2 separate regions of the Homo sapiens genome follow, and region 1 is linked to region 2. Evidence: chromatin contacts called from ENCODE Hi-C data. All regions are on one chromosome and are shown on one strand. The core of a region is the stretch at or near the end of the contact, and the rest is flanking DNA. Distances in the headings are between cores, read along the strand shown.

What was found. A loop is a pair of places that touch in the nucleus more often than their neighbours do. Pooled maps may share reads with other maps.
Region 1: a map with no recorded cell type shows a loop between it and region 2 (14-fold over the local background). The contact joins two enhancer-like sites. A Hi-C loop is called at or near these places in 10 of 37 single-sample maps with no recorded cell type and 4 of 50 pooled maps.

What each region holds. Positions count from the first base shown.
Region 1 is chr3:188,445,016-188,447,994 of GRCh38, reverse strand. All of the region lies in intron 4 of LPP (LIM domain containing preferred translocation partner in lipoma), which reads right to left. Among named protein-coding and RNA genes, the nearest start is that of LPP-AS1, 120 kb to the left of the region's middle. Within about 2 kb of position 1,279, at least 2 of the 41 ENCODE cell types and tissues checked have a DNase peak (open chromatin) inside an H3K27ac peak, as active enhancers do.
Region 2 is chr3:187,934,536-187,937,285 of GRCh38, reverse strand. No RefSeq gene overlaps it. Among named protein-coding and RNA genes, the nearest start is that of LINC01991, 40 kb to the left of the region's middle. Within about 2 kb of position 1,270, at least 2 of the 41 ENCODE cell types and tissues checked have a DNase peak (open chromatin) inside an H3K27ac peak, as active enhancers do.

The DNA.
Region 1 (2,979 bases), core at 30-2,529, 510 kb before region 2:
AAACAACCTCCAATCTACTCTTCTATGTGGTTGAGGCTTGGGAATCCACTCTGGCCCCCCAGTACAACAGTAGATAATTTGACACAATCAAATGAGAGTAAATGGTAGTAAACAAAATAGAAATAGCACTGATGGTAAATGAGGAGGCATATGTTCTTGTCCCTACTCTATGGCCATACTGCTATAGAATCCCGGAGAGTCACCTTTTTTTTTTCTTCTAAGATGGAGTCTTGCTGTGTCGCCCAGGCTGGAGTGCAATGGCGCGATCTCGGCTCACTGCAACCTCCACTTCCCGGGTTTTAAGTGATTCTCCTGCATCAGCCTCTGGAGTAGCTGGGATTACATGCCACCATGACAGGTTAATTTTTTTTTTTTTTTTTTTTTTTTGAGGCAGTCTCACTCTGTCGCCCAGGCTGGACTGCTATGGTGTAATCTCTGCTCACTGCAACCTCTGCCTCCTGGATTCAAGTAATTCTCCTGCCTCAGCTTCTTGAGTAGTTGGGATTACAGGCACCTGCCACCATGCCTGACTAATTTTTGTATTTTTAGTAGAGACGGGGTTTCACCATGTTGGGCAGGCTGGTCTCGATCTCCTGACCTCATGATCCTCCCACCTCGGCCTCCCAAAGTGCTGGGATTACAGGCGTGAGCCACCACGCCCAGCCAAGAGTCACTTTTGCTTTGGACCTTATATATGCCCTGTAAAATCAAGTGATTCTCAACCCTGGTTTCACAAAATCATGTGGGAAATTTCTATAAACTACTGATGTGCAGACCCACTGCAAAACAATGAAATCAGAGTCTCTCAAGTTGAAGCCCTGGCATTTGTGTTTTATAAAACTCCCTCCAGGTAAAGCCAGAATTGATTGCATAGATGATCTCTGAGGTTTTTCTCAAGGCTTTCTAAGGTTCTGTATCCAAAGGAATCAGAGTTAGACCACACAGGCCACAAATCACATGTCAGACTTTTTGAAGCCCATACACTTCAAAAAACCTCCTTAATTAAGCCAACTGCTAAAGGAGAGACACCATCTCGTCTCTCACTCGTCCTGTGGTCACCAGCACCTGCTCTTGAGAAAGCAACTACAAAAATGAGAAAAACAGAAGTTCTATAATAGAATCCACATTTCTAGAAAGCTTACAAATGAGGCTTAGAGCTAAAAAGGACATGGAGAAAAGGCAAAAGAAAGCCATGAAAACAATCACGGTCCAATCATTCCCTGGGCAACTCACTCCATTGCCATGTTGAAAACATAGATGTTAGAAACCAAAGGGTTTTTTGAAGAAAGCAGGAGCTGAGTGGGAACTTGGAGAACAACAATGAAAGCAATGCCACAAAGAGAAGCTGACAAGCTCTGGAAGCAGCAAAACATTTTCATCAGTCCGTGAAAAATTAAGGAAATTTGGGGAAATGAGTTTAGAAAAGGAGATTGTTTACAAACAAATAAAAACAAAGAAAAATAAAAACCCACAGAAGCCTTTTGATGGCAATGTAAAACCAGTTACTTCAGAAACTAAAGACAGAGAAGTTAAATGACATACACAGTAACCAACAGGTTACAATGACACTTTTAAAAAGAAAAGGCTGAGATAATCTATGGTCAATTTCATGATGTTTTGACCTTGAGGGCCTGACTGGCACGGCGTCTGGAGAGTGGCAGAAAGAGACACATTTCAGAAAAACTGAAAGTCAAACACCACCTGCTACTTTCACTAGTTCTTCTAGGCCGTGTGAGATTGGAGTGGCAAAATGAAGCTGGGCTCTCATGCTCACTTAAAATGATGGACAACACCAGTGTGTTTATTAAAGAGAGCTGTTTCTAGTCATTTAAGTGGTGTCCCACAAGCCGTAATCAACCAAGCATTGTGGACAAGACTCTCCTGAAATTATTATGCATAGAACACATGTGGCAAGACCGCTGCCTTCAAGCAGACTATGAGAAGGCTCTTACTGAAAAAGAAAAACAGTGGGTGCAAAACTGGCAGAAAACTTCCCCTCCCTGTTAAATGGCATACGGAAGAAACAAATAAAATAATTTATTCTAAGAAGAGAGACCTTAAAAATGATAAAACTGATAGGAAACCATTACATCTATCCTGTATCACAAAAAATGGCCAGGAATTCTTTATCTCATTACCTTGCTGCATATGTTGGAGATGTGTGTGTCTCTGTGTGCCTGTGACTTTCACAGCTTGAGCTATTATATATTTATTTGTTTATAATCTATCAGGAGAGCAAATACTTTGGTCATTGCTTATTCCTGGTCCTAAAACAGTGCCTGGCACATCATGAGTTCCAAACATTGCCTGAATAAATGAATGAATGAATCAATGTCTTTTTTACTTTTTTTTTTTAAATTATACTTTAAGTTCTGGGATACATGTGCAGAACGTGCAGGTTTGTTACATAGGTATACATATGCCACGGTGGTTTGCTGCATCCGTCAACCTGTCATCTACATTAGGTATTTCTCCTAATGCTATCCCTCCCTAGTCTCCCACTGCCCAACAGGCCCCGGTGTGTGATGTTACCCTCCCTGTGTCCATGTGTTCTCATTCTTCAACTCCCAATTATGAGTGAGAACATACGGTGTTTGGTTTTCTGTTCCTGTGTCAGTTTGCTGAGAATGATGGTTTCCAGCTTCATCCATGTCCCTGCAAAGGACATGAACTCATCCTTTTTTATGGCTGCATAGTATTCCATGGTGCATATGTGCCACATTTTCTTTATCCAGTCTACCATTGATGGGCATTTGGGTTGGTTCCAATTCTTTGCTATTGTGAACAGTGCCACAATAAACATATGTGTGTGCATGTGTCTTTATAGTGGAATGATTTATAATCGTTTGGGTATACATCCAGTAATGGGATTGTTGGGTCAAATGGTATTTCTGGTTGTAGATCCTTGAGGAATGACCAGACTGTCTTCTACAATGGTTGAACTAATTTACACTCCCACCAACAGTGTAAAAGCATTCT
Region 2 (2,750 bases), core at 21-2,520:
TCTTGCCAGCACTCAGAAGCTTCACTTCAAATAAACTGTGGGGAAAGTATACTTGATCAAGTACAGTGGACTATGGAATTCAGCAACTAGCATGGCAACCTAGACGGACAAGAGCTCGAAAGCAGTGCTGTGAAATCATTAGTATTGACTTTCTATTTGTAAAATAAATTGAAAACATACCCATAGATGAAGTTTAGAGTAAAAATAAAGAGGGAGGAGAGATTGCTTTGCTTGTTTCACAGTGCTGGCATTGGAACTATGTCTTTATTAAGGCCTCATGCAGAGGGAAGGGACTTGAACTAAACAGACTTCTAACTTCTATTTTAGTGGCATTCTCTTGCTGATGACCTTGTGCTTGTTTGTTTTCCTCTTTGGGCCTTTATTTCTTCCACCTGTTAATAAGCATCTTGGGATAAGACAGTGCCTCTCAAAGTGTAATGTCCATGTGAATCATCTGGAGATCTTGTTAAAATGCTGATTCTGATTCAGCAGGTCTGAAGTAGGGCCTTGGGATCCTCAGTTCTAACACGGTCTTTGCTTCTCCTTCAGTCATTGAGAAGCAGAGGCTAGACAGTTTTTAAGTCCTTTTCAGCTGTGAACACTCCATGTTTCAAATAATCTCCCAACACTAGAGTGAGAAGCAGAATAGGAAGGCCTCTCTGGATGGAACATCATCTATATTAAAATGCCTTTTTGTTTTAGACAGGAAAGAATGGAATTCCTAAACTTGGGCTTAAGCAAGAGGAAAGGAAAGCACTGAAGGGGACATTTACTGTGAGGTCTGAGGTGGTTCCAAAAGGTATTAATGCTTGGAAGGAAGGAAGAAAAACCAGGCAGAAAGTTGGCTTGAGGCAGGTATAGAAGTCAGGGAAAAACAATCCACAAAAACCAGTGGTGGTGGTGTTGGAAGTGGTCATAGGAAAGTAATAAAGAGTTTTAATGCTAATTCTCCAGAGATGCGTGATTGGCCTTGTGTTTTGTAGATATTGTCCCACAGTCCATTATGGCAATCCTACAAAGCTGCAGGGGTGCAGCAATGCTGTCTCCACCATAAGGCAGAACTAAGTGGAGAGAAAGGAGGGACAATCATACGGAGAGGGAGGGGAGCCTCTTGGACCCTACAGAGCCTTAGCTCCGACACCCCAGTAAGGGGCTGGAGCCTGCTCTGCATCTGCTGTGGCTCTCCCTGGGTCACCCACCGGAGCCGCCGTGGGCAGTGGTATGGGGGAAGGAAAGTGTCTCAGCACAACCTCAGTTTCACTTCCTGCCTCAAAACACAGAGAGTCATTATATAAATATCAACCTCAGCAGCTGCTGCCCTCATCCCTCTTCTCACTATTACTCCCGAAGCTCAGCTCACAGCCAAGGCGCCTGCCAGGCCTCTCACTTTCCCCTGATCCCACGGCACTTGCACCAGGCCCGCCAGGTGGGTGCCTGGGGCAGAAATGAATCACAACTGCTCTCTGGCCCTCCAGCCAGCCATACCCAGCAGCCCTTGCGTCGCTGAGCAGGGGAGGTCGTCCTGACTGGTAGCCCACGTTAATCAAATTAAACCTTGTTCACAGACGTGACAGGCAGTCAGCCCATCCGTGGAGGCCGCAGAATGCACCGTCAGCACTCATTGCTGCTAGAGGTGGGGCAGGAAAGAACGCAGCATGTTTATATGTATATATCATAAAATGTTCTATTAAATTAGCTAAAATCACCAAAACTTTCAAAGGTGTTTTAAGTCAGGAAGCAGTGTGGTAGGTATAAAGAGTGGTCTGGAATGAAAGACCAAGAATGTGTTAGTCTCTCTAGTATGAATGAGTAAAATCTTTTTCTAATCTCCAATCATAAGAACTCCTCTTTGAACTTTGGTTCATTTTTCTTTATTTTCTTTCTAAAGATGTTACTAAAAGAACAAACAAACAAAGAAACAAAAACCCAAAAGGCAGGCCTGTCACATGATCTCCCTGATCCTCAAGTTTTTCATCTTTAAAATAATGACATGAACCTGCTTCTCTTCCAGGGTTGTGCAAGGAACATGAGATATGTGAGGTTTCCTTCTCTGCCTATTGATCACAATGGTTGACATGTTACTCTGTGTGTGTGTGTGTGTGTGTGTGTGTGTGTGTTATAAGAGAGGTTAGCAAAATGTAAGCTGTTATTCCGAGCTATTATAATTACTGATACCTTAACCATGTTGCAGCCATGGTCATGTTAGAAGCGGAAGAGCCCGGGCAAGGACTGGTAATATGGCTTCTCTGGGTCCTTAAAACAGTCAATGGAAAGCAATGTTTGGGAATCTCATCACCTGTGTGTTACTCAACTGATCAAACATTGTTAAAATATGCTCATTCTCCCACTTGATCAACTTGCGACCTAATTAGATATTTGTGATTTATTATTAAGCAACAAAAACAAATTACTAAGCAGTTTTTCAGTGCAAATCCATTAAAAATTTATTTATAAGCTTTAGAAAAAAGATTTTAAAAAGATGATGGATATTCACCAAAATGTTAACTACTGGCAATCTCTGGGAGGAGGAATTTGCATGGCTTAAATGTCTTTCTTTGTACTTTTTAAAATCACCCAAATTGGACAGGATTAACATCAGAAAAATTGACCCCTCAAGGAACACAGAGGTTAAGTGCTGTTAGCTTTTCCTTTTCCCTAAACACACATGTTGGTGTCAAATGAAGGGAAATTCAAGGTGAGAGAGCCAAAGCAGGCCACCGGGGGGTCCAAGTAAAGACTTTTTACTGAAT